Regions from separate parts of the Homo sapiens genome. Here region 1 is linked to region 2. A link is an interaction called in ENCODE POLR2A ChIA-PET data of the cell type or tissue named here. Cell type or tissue: B cell. All regions are shown on one strand. Each heading gives the region's core, and the rest is flanking DNA. Links, peaks and the distances in the headings are about the cores only.

The links. Peaks named below come from ENCODE experiments on the same cell type or tissue, not always from the same donor. Only the 100,000 strongest peaks of a DNase experiment are listed, where the experiment ranks them.
Region 1: POLR2A ChIA-PET joins it to region 2 with 5 read pairs; 3 of 35 experiments call an interaction of 5 or more read pairs at or near these places.

What each region holds. Positions count from the first base shown.
Region 1 is chr1:222,607,803-222,616,962 of GRCh38, forward strand. No RefSeq gene overlaps it. Among named protein-coding and RNA genes, the nearest start is that of MIA3, 5.7 kb to the right of the region's middle. RefSeq lists a cis regulatory region at 8,705-9,160. In B cell, for the core only: no CTCF peak of the experiment used is centred there; no DNase peak of the experiment used is centred there.
Region 2 is chr1:222,793,140-222,806,023 of GRCh38, forward strand. No RefSeq gene overlaps it. Among named protein-coding and RNA genes, the nearest start is that of DISP1, 15 kb to the right of the region's middle. RefSeq lists an enhancer at 12,014-12,183. In B cell, for the core only: no CTCF peak of the experiment used is centred there; a DNase peak (open chromatin) is centred at 5,122.

The DNA of each region.
Region 1 (9,160 bases), core at 247-2,746, 190 kb before region 2:
GCTGTCAGTGGATCTACCATTCTGGGGTCTGGAGGATGGTGGCTCTTTCTCACAGCTCCACTAGGCAGTGCCCCAGTAGGGACTCTGCATGGGGGCTCCCATTCTAAATTTCCCTTCTGTGGTGCCCTAGCAGAGGTTCTCCATGAGGGCTCCACTCCTGCAGCAAACTTTTGCCGGAGCATCCAGGCCTTTCCTTGCATCTTCTGAAATCTAGGTGGAGGTTCTTAAACCTCAATTCTTGACTTCTGTGCACTCGCAGGCTCAACATCACATGAAAGCTGCCAAGGCTTGAGGCTTGCACCCTCTAAATCCATGGCCCAAGCTCTACACTGGCCCCTTTCAGCCACAGCTGAAGCAGGTGGGATACAGGGCACCAAGTCCCTAGACTGCATACAGCAGAGGGACCCTGGGCCAGGCACACAAAACCACTTTTTCCTCTTAAACCTCTAGGCCTGTGATGGGAGGGGCTGCCACAAAGGTCTCTGACATGCCCTGGAGACATTTTCCCCATTGTCTTGGCTCATTGTTACTTATGCAAATTTCTGCAGCCAGCTTGAATTTCTCCCCAGAAAATGGGATTTTCTTTTCTATCACATTGTCAGGCTGCAAATTTTCCAAACTTTTCTTTTTTTTTTTTTTTTTTTTTTGAGACAGATTCTTGCTCTGTCACCAGGCTGGAATGTGATGGCGCGACCTTGGCTCACTGCAACCTCCACCTCCCAAGTTCAAGTGATTCTCCTGCCTCAGCCTCCCAAGTAGCTGGGACTACAGGTGTGCACCACCATGCCCAGCTAATTTTTGTATTTTTAGTAGAGATGGGGTTTCACCATGTTGGCCAGGATGGTCTTGATCTCTTGAGCTCGTGATCCACCCACCTCGGCCTCCCAAAGTGCTGGGATTACAGGCGTGAGCCACTGTGCCCACCCAAATTTTCCAAACTTTTATGCTCCATTTCCCTTTTGAAGCTGAATGCCTTTAACAGCACCCAAGTCACCTCTTGAATGCTTTCTTTTAGAAATTTCTTCTGCAAGATACCCTAAATCATCTCTCTCAAGTTCAAAGTTCCACAAACCTCTAGGACAGGGGCAAAATGCTGCCAGTCTCTTTGCTGAAACATAGCAAGAGTCACCTTTGCTCCAGTTCCCAACAAGTTCCTTATATGCCTCTGAGACCACCTCCTCCTGGACCTTATTGTCCATATCACCATCAGCATTTTTGTCAAAGCCATTCAACAAGTCTCAAGGAAGTTCCAGATTTTCCCACATTTTCCTATCTTCTTCTGAGCCTTCTGAATTGTTCCAAGCTCTGCCTGTTACCCAGTTCCAAAGTTGCTTCCACATTTTTGGGTATCTTTTCAGCAATGCCCCACTCTACTGGTACCAACTTACTGTATTAGTTTGTTTTCATGCTGCTGACAAAGACATATCTGAGACTGGGCAATTTACAAAAGAAAGAGGTTTATTGGACTCACAGTTCCACATGGCTGGGGAGGCCTCACAATTATGGCAGAAGGCAAGGAGCAGCAAGCCATGTCTTACATGGATGGCAACAGACAAAAAGAGAGCTTGTACAGGGAGACTCCTGTTTTTAAAACCATCAGATTTTGTGAGACCTATTCACTATCATGAGAACAGCATGGGAAAGACCCACCCCATGATTCAATAATCTCTCACCAGGTCCCTCCCACAACACGTGGGAATTATGGGAGCTACAAGATGAGATTTGGGTGGGGACACAGAGCTAAACCATACTATTCAGTTTCTAAAACTTGGACATCTTCCAGATACCTTTTTGTTATTGATTTCTAATTTAATTCCATGTGGTCAGAGAACATATTTTGCATAATTTGAATTTTTGAAAATTCAAATTGTTCTGTGGCCCATGACATTGTTGTAACTATTCCACAAAAACTTAAAAAGAATATGTATTCTGTTGTCGTCGGGTGGAGTGTTCTACAAATATCAATTAGGACAAGTTAATTGATGGTGTTAAGCCTTCTATATCCTTACTGATTATCTGGGTTCTTGTTCAATCAATTATTGAGAGAAAGGTGGTGAAATCTCCAACTATTTGTGCAGTTCTCCTATTAGGTTTTATCACTTTTTGCTTCATGAATTTTAAAGCTCTATTATTAAATGTATATACATTTAAAATTGTTGTATCATCTTGATGAGTTGTCTTCTTTAACATTATGAAATAGCTATCTCTGGTAATATTCTTTGCTCTTAAATCTATTTTGTCTGATATTAATATGGCTACTCTAGCTTATTTTGATTAGTGTTAGCATGGTTTATCTTTTTTTACATTTAATGTATTTGTGTCATTATATTTCAATTGTGTTTTCTTGTAGACAGCATCTAGTAGGGTATTGCTTTTGAATTGTATCTAACAGTCCTGCCTCTGACCATTTACATTTAATGTGATTATTGATATGATTGATAAAATCCAGGGTCTTGTTATTTCCTTTCTATTTGTCCCATCTGTTTTTTTTCCCTTTTACTCTTTTATCATCTACTTCTGAATTAACCACAGGTTATGTCCTTTGTGAGCTTACAGCTATAACTCTGTGCTTTTTTTGGTGTTGCCTCAGGGTTTATAGTATATATCTTTAATTTATTATACTATACCTTCATGGAATATTTTATCACTTCATCTATAGTTTAAGATCTTTATTTCTATTTCTCCTCTCCTGGTTTTATACTTTAGTTGTCATTCATTTTAATGTACATATAGTGTATATTTCATGATATATTGTTATTAGTTTGCTTTAAACAGTTAATTATCTTTTAAAGAGATTTTTAAAATAAGAAACATGTTTTATATATTTTAAATAGAAAAATATTTTATATTTGCCCACATATATACATTTCTGGCATTCTTTATTCTTTTTCGTATATCCAGATTTCCATCTGTTATTTTTTTCTGCCTAAAGGGCTTCAACATTTCTTGAATTGTAGATCTTGTAGTGATGAATTCTTTCAGCATTTGTGCATGTGAAAATGTATTTTACCATATTTTGTCTTGCTTTATTTTGCATATTTAGAAATTTACTTTTTGACATGAGAGTCTTTTGGAGGGGTACAGCTTTATTGACCTATAACTCGCATACCATACAATCCACCCACTTGAAGTGTACAGTTCTATGGTTGTTAGTATGGAGATGTGTAGCCTTCACCACAATCAATTTTAGAACATTTCCATCACCGCAAAGAGAAACTTTGTACACTTCATCTGTCAATCATTGAGCTCCCACCTCTTCCAGCCCTGGGCATCCTACTTTCTGTGTCTATAGATTTTTCTACTCTGAAAATGTCATCTAAATGGAACCACACAGTATGGGGCTTTTTGTGGCTAAGTTCTTTCATTTAGAATAATCCATTCAAGGGTCACTTATGTTGTAGTATGTATCATTATTTCATTCCTTTTTAATTGTCATTGTATTGATATACCTACCATATTTTATACCTACCATTAATTCATCAGTTGAATGAACACGTAGGTTGTTTCCATTTTTTACTTTCATGAATAATGCTATTATGAGCATTGGTAGACAAGGTTTTGTGTGGATATAAGTTTTTATTGCTCTTGGTTATATAACTAGGGGTAGATTTATTGGGTCATATGGTAATTCTATGTTTATCTTCTTGAGGAACTGCTAGACTATTTTCCAAAGTGCCTGTACCACTTGATATTCCTACCAGCAACGTATATGTGTTCCCATTTCTCCACATTCTTGACAACATCTGTTATTCTCTTTTATATTATAGCCAACCTAGTAGGTATGAAGTAGTGTCTCATTGTGGTTTTGATTTACACTCTTCTACTAGCTAATGATGTTGAGTATCTATCCTTTCATTTGCTTATGGGCCATTGAATATTTTCTTTGGAGAAATGTCTATTCCAATCCTTTGCCCATTTTGTTCTGTTTTTTGTTTTGTTTTGTTTTGAGACAGAGTCTAGCTCTGTCACCCAGGCTGAAGGGCAGTGGTGTGATCTCGGTTTACTGCAACCTCCTCCTCCCAGGTTCAAGTGATTCTCCTGCCTCGACCTCCCTAGTAGCTGGGATTACAGGAGCATGCCGCCATGCCCAGCTGATTTTTTTGTATTTTAGTAGAGATGGGGTTTCATTGTGTTGCCCAGGCTGGTCTAGAACTCCTGAGCTCAGGCAATCCACCTGCCTCGGTCTCCCAAAGTGCTAGGATTACAGGCGTGAGCCACCGCACCCGGCCCCTTTGCCCATATTCAAATTGGGTTATTCATTTATCTTTTTGTTATTGAGTTGTAAGAGTTCCTTATATATTCTAGGTACAAGTCCTTTATCAGATATATTAATTTCAAATATTTTCTTCTGTTCTTTGTGACTGCCTTTTCATTTTTCTTTTTTTAAATTTTGTTTTGATATAATGTCTCTTCATTTTCTTGATGGTAACCTTTGAAGCATAGAAGTTTTATATTTGATAAAGTCTAATTTATCTATTCTTTTCTTTGTTCCTTGTGCTTTTGGTGTCATAGATGAGAAACCATTGCCTATTCCAGGATTTACCCCTATGTTTTTTTCTAAGAGTCTTATGGTTTTAGCTATGACATTTAGGTCTGTGATCCATTTTGAGTTAATTTTTATATGTGGTAGGAGGTAGGGTTCAACTTAATTCTTTTGCACATGGATATTCAGTTGTCTTAGCATCATTCATTGAAAAGACTTTACTTCATCTTTGAAGAAAGACTACCTCATCTTTGGTATATAATTCCAGAATGTCACCTTTCTTTTCTTTCAGAACTTTAAAAATGTTCTGGCTGACATGGCTCTGACAAGAAGTATACAGTCATTTTATCTTTGCTCCTTTCTATATATTATGTATATTTTCTGTAGATCCTTTTCAAGTTTTTTTCCTTACCACTGGTTTTAGCCAATTTGATGTGCATTGGTGTTGTTTTCTTGATGTTTCCTGTGCTTGGGATTTGTTGGGCTTCTTGAATCTGTGAGTTTTCATCAAATTTGGAATACCTTCACTCATTATTTATTCAAAAATATTTTCTGTCTCTTCATCTCCTTCAGAGACCCCAATTACACATACATTGGACTGGTTGAAGTTGTGCACACTGATGGTCTATTCATTTCTTTCCATCTCTTTACTCTTTGTGTTTCATTGTTTGATTTTTTTGTCTTTTTAAAAATTTTTGTTTTTCTTTTTTTGCTTTGTACATCTGTCAGCTCATACCTACGGGTTTCATTGTGAAGAGTTTATATTGCTACATCTTCAAGCTCACTAATATTGTCTTCTGTAGTATACAATCTTTTGTTAATCCTATCCAGTGTATTTTTTATCTCAGGCATTGGTTTTTTTCACCTAAGTTTGAATTCGATTGTTTTTATATCTTGTTTCTCTTTTATATACATATGCTTTCCTATAGCATTTTGAACATATGGACTATAACTGTGTTCATACCCTTGTGTAATAATTCCATCACTAGTGTCATTTTTGATCATTTCTATTGATCGATTTCTCTTCATTATGAGTTGCATTTTCTTACTTCTTTGCATACCTTATAATTTTTCACTGCATTCCAGACATCATGAATTTACCTTGTTGAGTGTTAGATATTTTTGTATTCTTTTAAATATGCTAGAAGTTTATTCTGGAATGCAGTTAATTTACTTGGAAGCATTTTGATCTTTTCAAGGCTTGCTTTTCAGTTTTGCTAGGCAGGACCAGGGTAGCCTCTAATCTTGGGCTAATTTTTCCCTCTTACTGAATATTATACTTGATGCCCTGTTTATTACAGATTTTTCTACTCTGGCTGGTGATAATACAAACTGTTCTGCACTCTAACAATTGTCTCTTCCATTCCTCCCTGGTGTTCTTTTCCTGGCATCAGCTAGCTCCTCACACACATATGCTTATTGTTACTCAGCTGAAGACTTGAAGGAAATCCTCTGTAGATCTCTGGAGTTCTCTCTGTACAATTTTCTCTTCTCCGTGTAGCATTTTTTTTTCCTCTCTTGGACTTTGCCCTGTGAACTCTAGCTACATTGGCTTCCTCAAACTCTCAAATCTGTCTCTTTAACTCAAGAAGATTTCCTATTTGAGTTTCCCTTCCCTAGCTGTGTCCTGGAAACTCTCCAGGCAGTAAGCAAGGGCAATCATAGCACTCATCTCATCTGTCAAGTTTATCTTAGGGATTACTGTTCTATATTGCTTATTGTCCAATGTCTGACAGTATTTCCTATATTTTGTCCAGATTTTTAGATGTTTAATGTGAAAGGGTAAATCCTGTCCCTGTTACTCCATCTTGGATGGAAGCTATAGTCCTCAATAAATGTTTGACTCCATTCTCTAAACACTGAGTGATTTTATCATTGGCAATAGATTCTATCATTGGCAATAGATTTTATCATTGGCAATAGATTCTAGGTTCTTACTGGTAACTTCAGTGTTAGACCTTCTGGATGTTCATGGCTAGGCACCATGGCAAGTTTACAATGATATATGTTATTGCGATGTCTCCTATTTGTTTCAGTTATCTCTTGTTTTCTCATTTAGACTGCAAATTCCCTGAGGTCAGAAACCCTCCAATGTTACATTTCTATGTATCTTCCACCCAAAACTAGGCAAATTTATTTTTAACTCTTACTTAATCTTTACCCATTTGAAAATTCCATTTGAAGTGTTACCAAATAATACATGTAGGATTAGAGTTTATGTTAAACATCAATGCCACATATTCAAACGCTATGAGTGAAAATGAATTCTGATTCATCCCCTAATTTTATATATGCTAGGAGGAAGAACCACCACCCCTACCTTCACTATGGTCAGCTGAGAACTGTCTTCTAATTATCCACCAGGCTTGTCAATATCTTTTTAAGAAAATGATTTTTTCAAAAATGTAAATAAATCAAAACCCTATAAAATCTACACACTTAAGTAGCTAGTTCTTCAGTAACAGAGAGCTCTGACCTTTCATGTAAAAGCTTTTGTAAATATTAGTCAAAGTGAATATTATTCACTTTGTAAAGTAATAATATTCGATTAGATCATGTTGGAGTTTTGTTTTTTTCATCAATTAATTGTTATTAATTCTAATCTAAGGAGAAATAAGATAAAATCATGTTTTAAATCTGCTTTAATATTCTGGTAGTATATTGGGAAAAAATACATGCTATTTCATCCACTCCCTCTGCAACAAATACACCCTCATTCAACAGTAAATACATTTCAGGTTCTGTCCTTGGCGGTAAGGATGCTACTGAGGGGAAGACACCAAATGCCTTGTTTTCATGGTATATTCCCTTTTGGTACTATTCATTTTATGGAGGCTTTATTTAGGTTAATAGCATAATATATTTATAATGTGTGAAGATCTGTGGGTTTATTCAACAAATCATTTGTTGAGTACCTTATATATTCCAGACATTGTTCTAGGCACTGATATTACAGCAGTGAACAAAACAGACAAATCCGCTGCTTCCATGGAGCTTATATTGGAGGTTGGGTGGCAGTAAAGTAGATAAACATAAGGCAGGTGGTAAACGCTCTAAAGAAAAATAAAGCACAGTGATGAGCCAGCTAGTCATGAGAAGGAGTTCTGTTTTACGTAGGGGTATCAGGGAAGGCCTCACTTGTAAGATATGGCACTGTTACAGAGACACGATGAAGTGAGGAAACTAGTTAGCCAGGCAGACTATTTGGGGAATTATTCCAGGCTGACGGAAAATTGCAAGTGCAGATACACGAATGCAGGATTAGGCTTGGTGTATCTGAGTGGAACCAACAGAGCAAGGGAGGAGTGTTAGGAAATGAGGGTAAAAGGGCAGAGGAGTAAAATTAAATAAGACAGTGTACTCCATAAAAAAGTAATTGCATTTTACTTGGAAATGGGAAGCCATGGGAAGGTTATGAGCAGGGGAGAGGCATGACCACATTTATTTCATAAAACAATTGCTTTAGCTACTATTGAGACTATGACTTTGGAAGGGCAAGAGCAGAAGCAAGAACATGACAAGGCTATTGCAGTTATTCAGGTGAGAGATGGGTGGCCTGGCCTGCACTGCTGGCACTGGAGATGGGGAGAAGTGGTCAGATTCTGAATGTATTTCAAATGTTTATGCTGAGTGAAAGAGTCAGACAAAAAAAGAATGTATACGATATTATTCCATTTATATCAAATTCTAGAAAATGCAAACCAATCTGCAGTGACAGAAGGTTGTCTGAAGACAGCTGGGACAAGGGAGGGAGGGATTATAAAGGATCATGAGAACTCTTTCAGAGGTGATGTTGATGAATATGTTAATTAACTTCATTGTGGTAATGGTCTCATGGGTGTAGACATATGTCAAAAATTATCATTGTACACTTTAAACATGTGCAATTTATTGTAGGTTAATTATACTTCAACAAAGCTATTAAAAAAGACATGGGATTGTCTGATGGATTGGACTTGGGTGTGAGAAAAAAGAGGTCGAGGATGGTTTGTATGTTTTTGGCTTAAGCACCTAGAAGATAGGAATTAAATTGTCATTCCTATTCCTCAAATAGGGAAGACCGAAAGGAGCAGAGTTTGAGAGAAAAAGATAAAGAGTTTGGTTTTCAACATATTGTTAGAGATGCCTATTAGACACATCTAAGATATTAAAACAAATAAATACACAGTAGAAAAGAAATGAAGAATGAACAGAACTACTACTTGGATAGAAAGTGCTTGTCCGTGACCTTACCAAATGTATATTTCTCAAGACAGCATTGGAATTACATTGGCCCAGTAGGAACTCTCACGGCTCCTACAGACAAAAATTTGTGAGCATCTGTTTACCGTTTTTTCCTTATTCGATATAATGGATTGCACAGACAAGCCACATTCTTTCTTCTTGCTTTTAAGTAATACGATTTGTTTGGGAAACCAGCTGCTGGGTTTGTTGTTCAAGGTTGATGAGTAACCTTAGAGATTGCAATGAGAAGCTGCTGGTCACAGACAGATGCCAAGTTCTTCAACCAGGGCTGGAGAGCATTGTAGCCACTCTTCTGGAGAGCATTGTAGCCACTCTTCTCTGGGCTGACCTGCTCATGCAGTCCCCCGCTTTTTTAACTGCACATATAAATCATCCAGTTATAGTATGATTTAAATAAGATTTTGCTTCCCTGCTCAGAAAGAAAGTACAAAA
Region 2 (12,884 bases), core at 4,056-6,555:
CTCTTTCATGCCTTCGATTTTAACAACCATCTCTCTCACTGCAGTGCCTGCAATGCAGATCACTCCTCAATCCCTATTTCATCTATTCAACAAATATTTATTGAACATTATATATGTGCCAGACATTGACTAGGAGCTGAGTATACAAGAGTGAATAAAACAGCCAAAGTTTTGACCACCATGCAGCTTACTCTTACGGCTCTTTCTTGGACAACCGACCCACATTTTCAACTTTTTTTGCAATAGGAACTAAACTTGTCTTTTCGTTTCCCACATTGAAAATCTCTCAGGTAGCATCCATGTAGCTGAACTGCTTCTCAAACTCATCATATTCATCCTGAGCACCACCTTTTGACTTGAATGGAAACATGACTTGTTCTCTTAAGTCATCAAGCTCAAAAATCTCAGTTATGCTAAGTGAAATAAGCCAGGCACAGAAAGTCAAATACTGGGTGATCTCCCTTATATGTGGAATCTAAAAAAGTAAATTTCATAGAAACAGTGAGCAGAAAGATGGTTGTGGTTACCATCGGCTGGTGAGGGGGAGAAGGGTGGGAGAAGCGAAGGAATGTTGATCAAAGGGTTCAAGGTTTCAGTTTAGACTGAAGGAATACGTTTCAATGATCTATAATAATGTATTGTGTATTTCAAAACTGTTAAAATAATAGATTTTTAACATCTCACAAGAAAAAAGATAAATTGATGAAGTGATAGATATGTTAGATATGTTAATTAGCTGGATTTAACCTTTCTACAATGTGTGCATGGATCAAAACATCATGTTGTACCTCATAAATGCACATAATTATTTTTGTCAATTAAAAATAAATAAAGTTTAAAAACCCAAACTTTTTTTTTTTTTTTTTGAACTGCTTCCTCTCCTTTGCTTCCATTCCTAATCAATTGTCACATCCAAGCTTTGGAACAGGTCTTCAGTGCCCCTGGCCTGGGCCACAGTGATAGAATTTCCTGCTTCCTTTTCCTCTTACCTCCAACAAATCCTCTACATTGCTGACAGAGTAATTCTCTTGAATAGTACTTCTCACCATACAACCCCCAGCCCCTTTCTTTATTCTAAGCATTTAAACTCCTATTCTTAGCATCTAAATCTCTCCATCACCTGACTTCAACCTCCATAGTCTTCACTCTACCTCTAAATCAACAAAAAGTGGGTTAAGAAATGTTTATGTACCATGCATTGGACTAAGGCACATGGAGTAGAGATATGAACAAGACCAGATCCCTTCCCTCATGATAAGCAGAAGATTACTAAATAAGTGTTATGGATTGAATTGTGCCCATCCCCAATTCATATGTTGATACCCTACCCGCCAGTACCTTAGAATGTATTAGGAGATAGGGCCTTTAAAGAGGTAAAGGGGTTAAATGAGGTCATGAGGGTAGGACACCAATCCAGTAGGACTGGTGCTCTTGTAAAAGGAGAGAGATACACCAGGGATGCACACATACAGAGGAGAGGTGACGTAAGGACACAGAGAGAAAGAAGACAGCCATCTGCAAGTCTGGAAAGAGACCTCAGGAGAAACCAAACCTGCCAACACTTTGATCTTGGACTTCCAGTTGATGGCAGTGGCAGGCCATTTGTAGCAACCGCTGCCATCATGCCAGCTGCAGCAGGGAGGCGCAGCCAGGGCTGCACACTCCATGAAGCCAGCAGGAACTGGGGAGAAGTGGGAGCCCCACCCATTCTGAGTTGGGGCAGGAGCTCCTTGGATGCCACTGCAGCCGCCCAAGCCACAGCTGCGGACCCAGACATCCCTGTGCTCTTGGGGCCCGGGAGCAGGTGGGAGCTCCAACCTCTGATGCACAGCTTCAGCTGCCCAAACCAGGGCTGCAGATCCAGGCCTCCTGCTCCATGGAGCAGGCAGGAGCCACCTCCCCTCCTGCCCCTCCTCCACCCCCACAGCTGTAGCCGCCCAAACTGTGGCTGCAGACCCAGGCATCTCTACACTCTTAGGGGCCCTGGAAGGCCTCCTCCTACCCTCACAGGCTTGGAAGTGCCTGCTCCCACTGCCTGGCTTCTCTCTGCTGTAGGCACCTGCTTCTATCTTGAAGCAAAGTCAGGCTGAGCCCAGGCACTGTTGGAGCCCAGCCAAGTGTGCACACTCTTGGGGCAGTGCTGACATGCCAGCTTCTTGCCATCTCAGCCACTTCTGGACTTTGGGCACCAACAAGCATAGGAAGGAAGCCAAGGGTGGCTAAGGGCAGCTCTGCACTGGCCTGCAGGTGCCCCTTGGCAACTACAGCCTGGATACCATGGATGGCAGCTGAAGGCAGACAGGTTCCTGGGCAGAAGTGGGCAGGTCCCTGGTGAGGCCCCACATTCAGGCTAGGGAGGGCCTGAAGACTGTGGGCTGGACTGCTAGTCCCATGAACCAGAGTAGGAACTCCTGGTGCCTTTTCCCGGCCCACCCATGGCCACCTGTGGACCAATCGGCACACACTTCCTCCCCTCTGAGGCCCATAAAAGTCCTGGGTTCATCCAGAGCTGAGTAGACATTGGGATGAACAGCTGCAGAGAGGAGCTACCCACTTCAGGGACTCCTCTCTGCTGAGAGCTGCAGAGAAAATGGTATAACTTGTCTGCAGAGAGGAGCTTCCTACAACAGGGTCTCCTCTCTGCCAGGAGCTGAACACTCGCCAATGGGACACCATAGCTACAGAAAGGCGCTGCCTTCTGTGGGAGACCGAGCTGTTCTATCACTCAATAAAGCTCCGCTTCATCTTACCCACTCTCCACTTGTCTGCATACCTCATTCTTCCTCGTCACAGGACAAGAACTCAGGACCCATTGAATGGCGGGGCTAAAAGAGCTATAATGCAAACAGAGCTGAAACATGCCCCTTGCTTGCCATGTTGCAGGCAAAGAAAAGGAGAGATGAGCTGTGGCCCTTCGGGGATCCCAGACCTTGGAGCTCCCTGAGCCAGGGCTGTGACTCCCTCTTTAAAGCCCTGCAGTTCCTGGGATCTCCAAGCTTCCAGGTGCCACCATATTCCCCAGTGCCAGCCATGATGAGCTACTTGTGTTGCGTCTGGTTCAGCTGCAGCTTCTCAGAGAGCCAGCACCCATGCCAGCACCTGGTGCTGCCCACCCCACTGCAGCAGCCAGCATGTCTGTCTGGGCGCAGTGGCCGGACCACAGATTCATTCACACACCCCTCACCATTCCACGCCTGACTCATCCTTGACAAGCATGGGACCCAGGTCAGTAGTGTGAGACAAGTTCATCCTGCCTAGCCAAGTAGGAGAAAAGAGCCCAGCAGGCCCGAGCAAAACTTGGGCAAAGGTACCACCGGCTACAGAGATTTCCAGCCAGAAAAATGGCACCCCAAAGATCCCATAACACAGTCTTGATTTTGGATTTCCAAAACTATCAGAAAACAAATTCTGTTGTTTAAGCCACCCAGCCTGTAGGTATTTTGTTATGGTAGCCCTAGCAAACAAAGACAATAAGTAAATGCAATAAATTTTTGGAGAAATGGTGTTGGGCAGAACACTGGGACCACAGGAGGGAGGGGTCCACATATCTCTCTTTTGTATTATTATTATGCATTATTATGTGTTGTATTATTCATTGTTTTCCTAATATGCCAGTCTCCATAGCTTTGCCCTTACTGTTTTCTTCACTGGGCAAATGCAGCTCCCTATCTTCTCTCTACTATGAAAATCGGCCCGTCTTTTAAAGCCAATGCCATTACCGAGTTCTCTATAAAATCTTTCCTCTGTTCTAAATTTGATTTTATCAGTCTTTTCTCTTGGTTCCCTTACCACTTTTTTTGTGTGTGCATGCCTTTCTGATAGTCCTCATTTTCTGCAGCTTTAATTTTGATTCTTTGGTTTTTTTTGTTTGTTTTTTTGTTTGTTTGTTTTTTGAGATGGAGTTTCGCTCTTGTTGCCCAGGCTGGAGTGCAATGGTGTTATCTTGGCTCACTGCAACCTCCGCCACCCGGGTTCAAGCAATTCTCCTGTCTCAGCCTCCCAAGATTATAGGCATATGCCACCATGCCTGGCTAATTTTGTATTTTTAGTAGAGATGGTGTTTCACCATGTTGGTCAGGCTGGTCTTGAACTCCCAACCTCAGGTGATCTGCCCACCTCAGTCTCCCAAAGTGCTAGGATTACAGGCATGAGCCACTGTGTCTGTCGATATTCTTTGTATTTTTAACTCACCTATTCTCCCAATCTTAAGTGCCTCAATAGAAGGAAATGTCTGTCACTCATTTATATGTACTGAAAGTACCTATTACTGGGATTTGCACACAGTAGATGCTCAATAAATATTTATTTAATTTGAACAAGGGGAAACTCCTGCAAGAATAAAGAGAATTATACACTTTTGTTGACATTTTAAGGAGAATATATTCTTTGTTCTTTTCTAAAAAAGAAATGATGGGGTTATTTTCCATTCTCTTACAAATTATGGACTTAAAAGGGGTAACTAAAAGAAACTGACCATCCAAGTTTCTATGTCTTCAAGTGTCAGTTTATCCAAATCTAGAAGTTTGGGTTAAACAAACACATTCAGAGTTTATCTCTAGCACACTTCTCTGTGGGTATGAAAACATTTGGGATTGAAGAGTTATTGGAAATTTAACTTCTAGAGAATGAGAACAATGACCTAAAAGTTTAACTCCTTCTTTTCTTCCTGTCCCCTAAGTTATGGCCTCAGCTTCTGAAGCCCTTTCTTCTATACCCTTTGCTAAATTTTATTAAGATCTAGCATTCACCTGAAAACTTCAGGGGGCTCACAGAACAGCTTCAGAATTCCCCCACTAACTCTCAATACAAACAAGTACTCTTAACCCTAAATGCTTTCCTCTTTTTTTCTTTCAGTTAAATCTTAATTTTTAAAGTGTAATGAAAATATTCCTGACTGGGTGCAGTGGCTTATGCCTGTAATTCCAACACTTTGGGAGGCCAAGGTGGGAGGATTGCTTGAGCTCAGGAGTTCGAGCCCAGCCTGGCAAACATGGTGAAACTCTGTCTCTACTAAAAATGCAAAAACTAGCTGGTTGTGGTGGCATGTGCCTGTAGTCCCAGCTACTTCAGAGGCTGAGGGGGGAGGATCTTCTGAGCCTGGGGGGAGGAGTTTGCTGTCACCCTCCAGCCTGGGCAACAGAGTGAGACCATGTCTCAAAAAAAAAAAAAAAAAAGTCTAAAGAACTTTAGTAACTCAAACATGAGTCATGCTGGAATTAAACAGAAAAAAAACCTGTCTTGCTCTGTTGAGCTGTTAACACAATAGTCTTCATATAAACCTAAGCTAGGAAATCCTGTTCTCATTTGCTCAGTGGAATGCTATACAGAAATGAAAGAAAGTAATGTGGAATGAATGAAGCTACTCAAAAGAATACATACTCTTTCTTTATTACAAAGCTTGAGAATGAGCAAAATTAATGTCTAGTTATTGTGAGGATTAAATGAGTAGATTCATGCAAAGCCCTTGAATGAATAGACTAATTGAAGCTAATCAATAAGTGTGAGCCACTTTTGTCACCATGAGGGTTGGTCACTGAAACCCCTCTGAAATAATTGCACTTATTAAGTGGTCTTTTTTTTTTGACAGAGTCTCACTCTGTCACCCAGGCTGGAGTGCAGTGGTGCAACCTCAACTCACTGCAACCTCTGCCTCCCAGGTTTAACCAATTCTCCTGCCTCAGCCTCCCGACTACAGGTGCACGCCAACATGCCCAGCTAATTTTTGTATTTTTAGTAGAGATGAGGTTTTGCCATGTTGGCCAGGCTCATCTTGAACTCCTGACCTCAGGTGATCTGCCCGCCTCAGCCTCCCAAAGTGCAGGGATTACAGGTGTGAGCCACCACACCCGGCAACATTAAGTGGTCTTAATGAAGAATCTTAAGCTGCCCTGATGACACGGTGATGAAAGCTCCAGTAAGCTAACTTCACCCAGAAGACTGGTCACCTCCATCAGCACCTGCAGGCAGAGGTGATGCTAGCAGTAAAATGAGGCTGACTGAAGGGCAGGAAGCAGAGAAGGGTGTGGCTCAGGCGAGAGATCCAGCGAACAGTGGCTAGCAAGGTATTTCTGAGAACAGCATGGGGAGGGTGGGAGAAACAGGAAAGCAGGTGTAATAGAAGCTCCAGAGTGGGACTTTAAGGACACCCCCACACATGATAGCTTCCATCACCCTTCCTCAAGCTATCCCAAATAAGTGCACTCTATGGGCAGTACTTTTTATAATTTAAGAGAAAACCATAGGCTCGCTTTGGAAACAGCTCCAGGAGATGTTCCTTAGCCCTGTTCTTAACCAGGACCGCCCTCCTTTAATACCGGATCTGGAGCAGCCCCTGGGTCCTTGGTCCCTCATTCCCTAAGACAACAGCCCATTCATCCTGCCTTAGATGCTACAATGAGGCAGATGTGAGGGACAGGAATTCATCCCTCCTCTGGTTCCAGAGTCATGTCCCACAGTGGTAGTTTCCATTGTACTCTGTCTGGCTACATGTTGAGCCTGCAAACATGCTGTTAATGCTCTTTTTAATGTTCTGTAGTAAGAATGTATGCATGCTCAAAAATGTTGAATAACAGAAATACCACTTTTCAAAAATTGCAACATTTCTGTTTATTTCTCTCCTTTTCCATCTACTCTCCTTTTACTCAGGAATTTGTAGATTCAAAGTAACTTAACTAGTGGTTTGGGGATTTATAATAGATTTTATGAAGAAGGCTTTGAAAGTACTTTAAAAAACACTATATTCCTTATATTTCAATCTATAAATGTAAAAATGTCTCCATAAAGAGCCAAACTGCACTTAAACTGTCATTTTCAAGTTCATGGACACTCATAATCCAAAATTAATTATAATCCTCAGTAATTATAATGACACCATTAAGTTCTTCACATCTCAGGATTTGTTCTACATGAGAATGATCTTAACTCGATTATACTTCAGCAACCTGAGTTGTCATATAATTGCTCTCTGAAACTCATGAATGGTGACACCGCAGGTATTTAACAAATGCTATTGGATTTTCTTATCCTGATCATGTTTCCTTTTTCCTCACCTCTAAAAAAAATGATGTAGGAAAGGTAAAGGCATGGAAAAGGAAATATGAACTATTCATGACATTTTTCAAATGAAATGATAATTCAAATTATGTTTTGGGTAATAGAAAAATGGAGCCTTAAGCAAAAATTGTAGACTAGTTGGCATTCCTCTAGCTACAGTAAGTGAAGCCTGAATCTTTGACTCTATACATCTTCAAAGTATCCTAAGGTGAGCAGACTTTGGGTTAGTTCTCATAGTGTGGTTTTCTCAAGAAGAGTCCCACAGGCTGGGCGCGATGATTCATGCCTGTAATCCCAGCATTTTGGGAGGCCAAGGCAGGTGGATCACTTGAGGTCAGGAGTTCGAGACCAGCCTGGCCAACAAGGCAAAACCCTGTCTCTACTGAAAATACAAAAACTAGCCAGATGTGGTGGCGGGCACCTGTAATCCATCTACTCAGGAGGCTGAAGCATGAGAATCGCTTGAACCTGGGAGGTGGAGATTGCAGTGAGCTGAGATTGTACCACTGCACTCCAGCCTGGGCCACAAAATGAGACCCTGTCTCAAAAAAAAAAAAAAAAAAGAAGAGTCCCACAAACTTTGTTCCCTAATGAACTTAGCTATGAACTATATGCATGTATAAATGCAGGGTATACTTTTTCTCTAATAGATTGGGTTAACTTTGCCTATGTAATTTGTCAAAGTTTCCCAAGATAAGGGATCATGGACCTAACAGGATCATCCATGAGCATACTGAAATTGTATGTAAAATTGTGTGTGTGAGCACGTACTTTTTCCTGGGAGAATCGGTGTATATTTTGGATCATATTTTCAGAAGGGAAATCATTCTCATTAAAGAAATAAGGGCAAGAAGGACTGACTCTGGGTGAGAACCAGAAAAAAAAACAAGGAGCCCAAGAGCAAAGTCTAATGCTGGTACAAGACAGCAGGAGGGGTGGGTGGAGTGAATGGCACAGGCAGTGGTTCTGAAGCATCAAACTAGAAAATAGCTGTCCAAGAACAGAAAGTCATCCATCCCGGAATGATAGGGTTTATTTATTGTAAATACTCTGAGTTCATTTGCCAGAATTGATTTTTTTGAGGCAGGCTCACACAAATCATTCAGGTCAAAAGACTCTCCAGCCAAGCCCTAATGGACAGAGGAAAGATGTCTGACGTGAACCGTAGGTGGGTAACTACTTCAGCAAACACGAAGGAGTTTGATGAGGAGGAGGGAGTAGACTGGCTGAATTCATGTGCTTAGACCTTAATTGAGGACCAGATAAAGGGCTCATCATTTAGGTTGTTCCTTTCAGGTCTTTTCAGTTAGTTTATGATTTGGCCAGAGGTCATTCTTCTCCAAAGTAGCACATCTGTTTTTATTCATTCACTCTTAGGTAGGAATTCAGGATGTATGGTGACACTGGAGCAGTTAGTTGCAGGGACATGGAGGAGGTGGGAAGGGAGAGGAGGACACAAGGGGAAGGGCACATGGGCAGAGGGACAGCAGTTCTGCAGAGCTTCACACCTCCCGGGAGGAAGAGTGGAAGGGCCTGGGACCATAGCACTGTGCTGGTAAACTGAGGCCCTCCTGTTCCATATGTCAATCCACTATTAATGCTTCATTTCATTAATTCTTGAAGGCCTTTTTTTTAAATGAATATTTTCCAAGGAAATAAAAGAACACTCCTGGGAGGATCAATGCTTAAGACCTCTTCAGCTTCCACCTCAAATTTTAGTTAATACCATAACAAGGGGTGGGAACACAGAGGAAATATGAGAGGGCTGATGATTATGTTCCATAATTTTGCTAAGAATCCGACCTTTTTCAGCGTTCCTGTCCCAGCAGTATTTAAAATCATTACTGGCTTACATGTCAAAAGTTCAGGGATCATATTTTTGAAATAAAACTGACAAGTATAAGTATACTTACATGGATAATAGGATAGGATACCTGAGATTATAATGAGATTTAGCCAAAGGTGGCCGACTCCCATTTCACTTACGAGTTACACCCTTCCCAACCTACAATTAGATCTGCTGGCTAGATGCCACATGAAATGTAAGGCAAACTTTTCTTCCCCTTAAAAATTGTAGAAAAATTACTGGTCTAAAGTTTTGGGTAATATTACACTTTTTATTTGGACACTTTGGTTTAAAGACTTTTATTGTTTAAAACTGTATATTTTATTGTCATATGTGTTAGCTGTCAAGAAAAGGTTATTATCAACCATAACACACTTATTTGGGCAGCTAGCAATGAACTATTCAAAAAGTCCATGGTAAATGGCTTTGATGTTTTGAAGAACATGTGAATGCTGGCATTCTGGGAGTGTTTGAGGGAAGTCCAGCTTTTAAGATAAACTGATGCTTAGAAGGTGTAGAAAGAATGTTATCTACCTTTGTAAACTGAAATCTCTTTGGGACCTTAAAAAAAAAGCAAGAAAGTTATCTTTCTCTTTAGACTAGGAATACACAGGAAGAGGAAGGTGAAAAGCGAGTTGGTTGGGTAATGGACTATTTTAAGTGTTTCATGTTGATTTGGCGAAAACAATTATTTTTCTTATTTAAAAATTACATTTCACATCAAGACTGAATGATTTTAATATTTTAAACATACATTTGTTTTGTTAAGGTAACTAGAAGTGATTTTATTTTCAGGCTTATTCTTTCACCTCTGCTTCTATGAAGTGATTCATGTTACACTGGCATGTAAAGTACCCGAGCCTGCAATAGGGAGAAACTTCTCCAATGAAAAGAGGTATTTTTCTAGCTACGTATGCTGCATATTTGTCAAGGAAAAACTGTTAGTGGTTTTGCGGCTTGACATTTTCCATTTCATATATTATTTAAATAAACACATTAATTTTAGATTTGGAACTGTTTGGACAGTTAGCTTTCCTGAGTCATCTAAGACCCCTCTCTGTTCACCTTACTATCAACTATCTTTTTTTTTTTTTCTAGTCCCACTGGCAGTTCCTTAACTCTCTCCTTATAGCACCTACCTTTCTTTACCTACCGTTTTATCATTCTTCTTTCTCTGTATTTGACTTTGTTTTGGAATAGAAACAGATTAAATTTGCATTTTTCAAATTGTCCAAGTTGGAGAATGACCCTTTACATATAATACAAGTAAAGGTGAGTGAACTTCTGTGAACTTTCTTCTGTGAACTTTTGTACCATTCATGGGCCAGAGAACCAATTTTTGGTATATTACATATGGTGTGTGTGTGTGTGTGTGTGTGTGTGTGTGTGTATTTAAATATACCTTCTTAGTTTAAAAATTCAATGGTGTAAAATAAAATAATAACATTAGAGTCCAATTTGACTTCATTTATATTAAGCAAAATACACTAACACACATACACAAACTTTATTGCAGATTCTCTTGGAATCTTAGAGTCAGAAGTTAGGTCATCTGGCCCACACTCACCCACTTCTCATTAAAGCAATGGTGGAAGATCGTCATTCACTTCTGTTTGGAGATCTCAAAAAATGGACAATTCTGCCTGTTTTGAATGGCTTTTTTTCCCCCCGTTGATTCATGTGTTGATTTGTTTATCTCTTTGTCATTTATCAGACACAAACTATGTCAATCACTGGAAAGCACAGTCATCTTTTGGGGTATACTTCCTGCCCTCCAGGAATGTAAATTACTGTGGGAAGAGACAGCTATGTAAATGCGTAAATATAGCATATAATATGGTCATTAACACTGCAGAGATATGAAGCCGTGGATGAGGCCAGAGGACAAGACTCATTACCTCCTCTTGGAGGCCATTGGGAGGATTCATAGGGTCACATTTGTGATGGTCCTGAAGGTTGAGTAGGAGTATAACAGTTGAAGAGGCAGAAGGAAGACATTCCAGGTACAAAGCAAAACACATGCAAAGAAACTCAGTAAGAAGAGACTGGAAAGACAGGGTGGTTGGAGGTCTGTTTCATGGAAGCTCTAAAGAGAAAACTAGATTTTGTCAGAAGGGATGAGAAGATAGGTAATTTGGGGGAGAGGTAGCGAGGGAAAAGATACAGGATGAGTCTGGAAAGATAACTGGTGGTTCTGAGTAGGAAAACCCATATCTGTTAAGGAATTGGATTTTATCCCATAAGCAACATGAAGCCAACTAGTGCTTCCAACTGTAATAATAATAGCTATCACTTATATTGCAGTTTCAATGTGGTGGGCATTGTCCTAAGTATTTTAGATACATTAACTTAGACTTTGTACCAACCCTATGAGGTAAGAACTATTATCATCCCCATTTTAAGATGATGAAACTGAGGCACAGAGAGGTTAGGTAAGTTACTTAAGACCACACAGATAGTAGTGGACAAAACTGGGATTTGAACTAAGTAAGGGAGTTTTAGAAAAATAACTGATAGCAATGTGGAGTGTGGCTCACAGCTAGTGGCAAGAAGTCCAGTCTGGAGGCTGTTATAATAATTCAAACAGAAGAGTTTATATTGAGACAGCTGCCAGGATGGAAAAGTACATCAAAAAACATACTGTGTCAAAATTTTATCTCTTATATGCTTGCTGTGGGATGCAAAGCATTCTGAGTTCTCTCGAATGATTTCATCATAAATCAGAACTTTGATAAAGAGTGGCAATAGAAGAACTTGGCAAATATTTATTGCATGCTCATTCATGCAAGCCCCTATGCAACTCTGCTCTACTTTCAAGTATCATTTACTTCATTTTTATTACAACTAAATTTCCTAGTAGAAATATAATCTAGCATTTAAAATGTGGCATGGTATTTCCTTCATGCACAGGTATTCCCAGAGAGATGTTCTTTTATATTTTCTGACCAAACGAAAATAAGCCACTCAGTGTCTTGCTATGAATCCCTGTCAGAAAGTGGCTCATGTTTGCCAGAGTTTGGGTGGGCAGTGGGCCAATCTCAAATGACTTGAGTAAATCATTTGAACCCAAACACTCTCTTCTTCTTTTAAAATCTCCACAGACTAATGGTGGTCTGCCTAAGGACGTGGTTGTTCCTGCCTGCATTCTCCGTGTGTTCCCTCCTGACTGGCACAGACTGCCTCTGTGTGGTTGATGGGAATGAGGGGTGGAGGTTGCTGTTCACATTAAGGCCCTGACAAGGCAAGCCAAGGCAATTTTCTGAATACTTAATGGGAAAGTTGGGGTTGGGTGTTAAGTGTCCAGGAATTTGTCTGAATTTACTTTGCCAGTGAGCAGATATGACATTTGTTCACTATTTATTCAACAAATCTTTATTGATCTCTATTATATGCTAGGTTTCATGCTAATTGCTTGGAGTCGGAGACAAATAAAACATTGTTTGTGGCTTCAGGAAGTTTACCTCCTAGCTCCCCATATCAATAAAAAGAAACCACATTAGTTATCATAACACAGTGAATTCAGTATTGGGAATTGGCTAAGTGAGTGATGGACAACTGAAAAGGCAAGAGGGGTCACTGAGGTCATAGAGAGACAGAAGCTGCAGGAAGCAGCTCACATCTCTAGGGCTGGAGGAACAAAGGGAAGAGCAGGGGCTGCAGAAGTGGTGCCTGGGACTCTGAGGAGGGGCCACCTTTCAGTAGCAGGTACTCTTGGGGACCTGATGAAGTTGGTTTTGGAAGTAGGGTAAAAGCTGGAAACTGGTCCTGATAGCCATTCCCAAGGAGAAGGGCCATTCCAGGTGATGCCAATAGGAAAAAGGAAGCAGACAGGAAAGAGAATGTCCCTTCTCTGTCTGCTTTCAGTATCCTTCTTTTGCCCCCTATTGGCAAAGTCTACTGGACAGCAACTGGCAAAGAAGAAATGTCCATTGGACTGACTTGTGCAGACAGAGATGCAAGCAGCTCAAGCTTTCTAGCAGGAGGT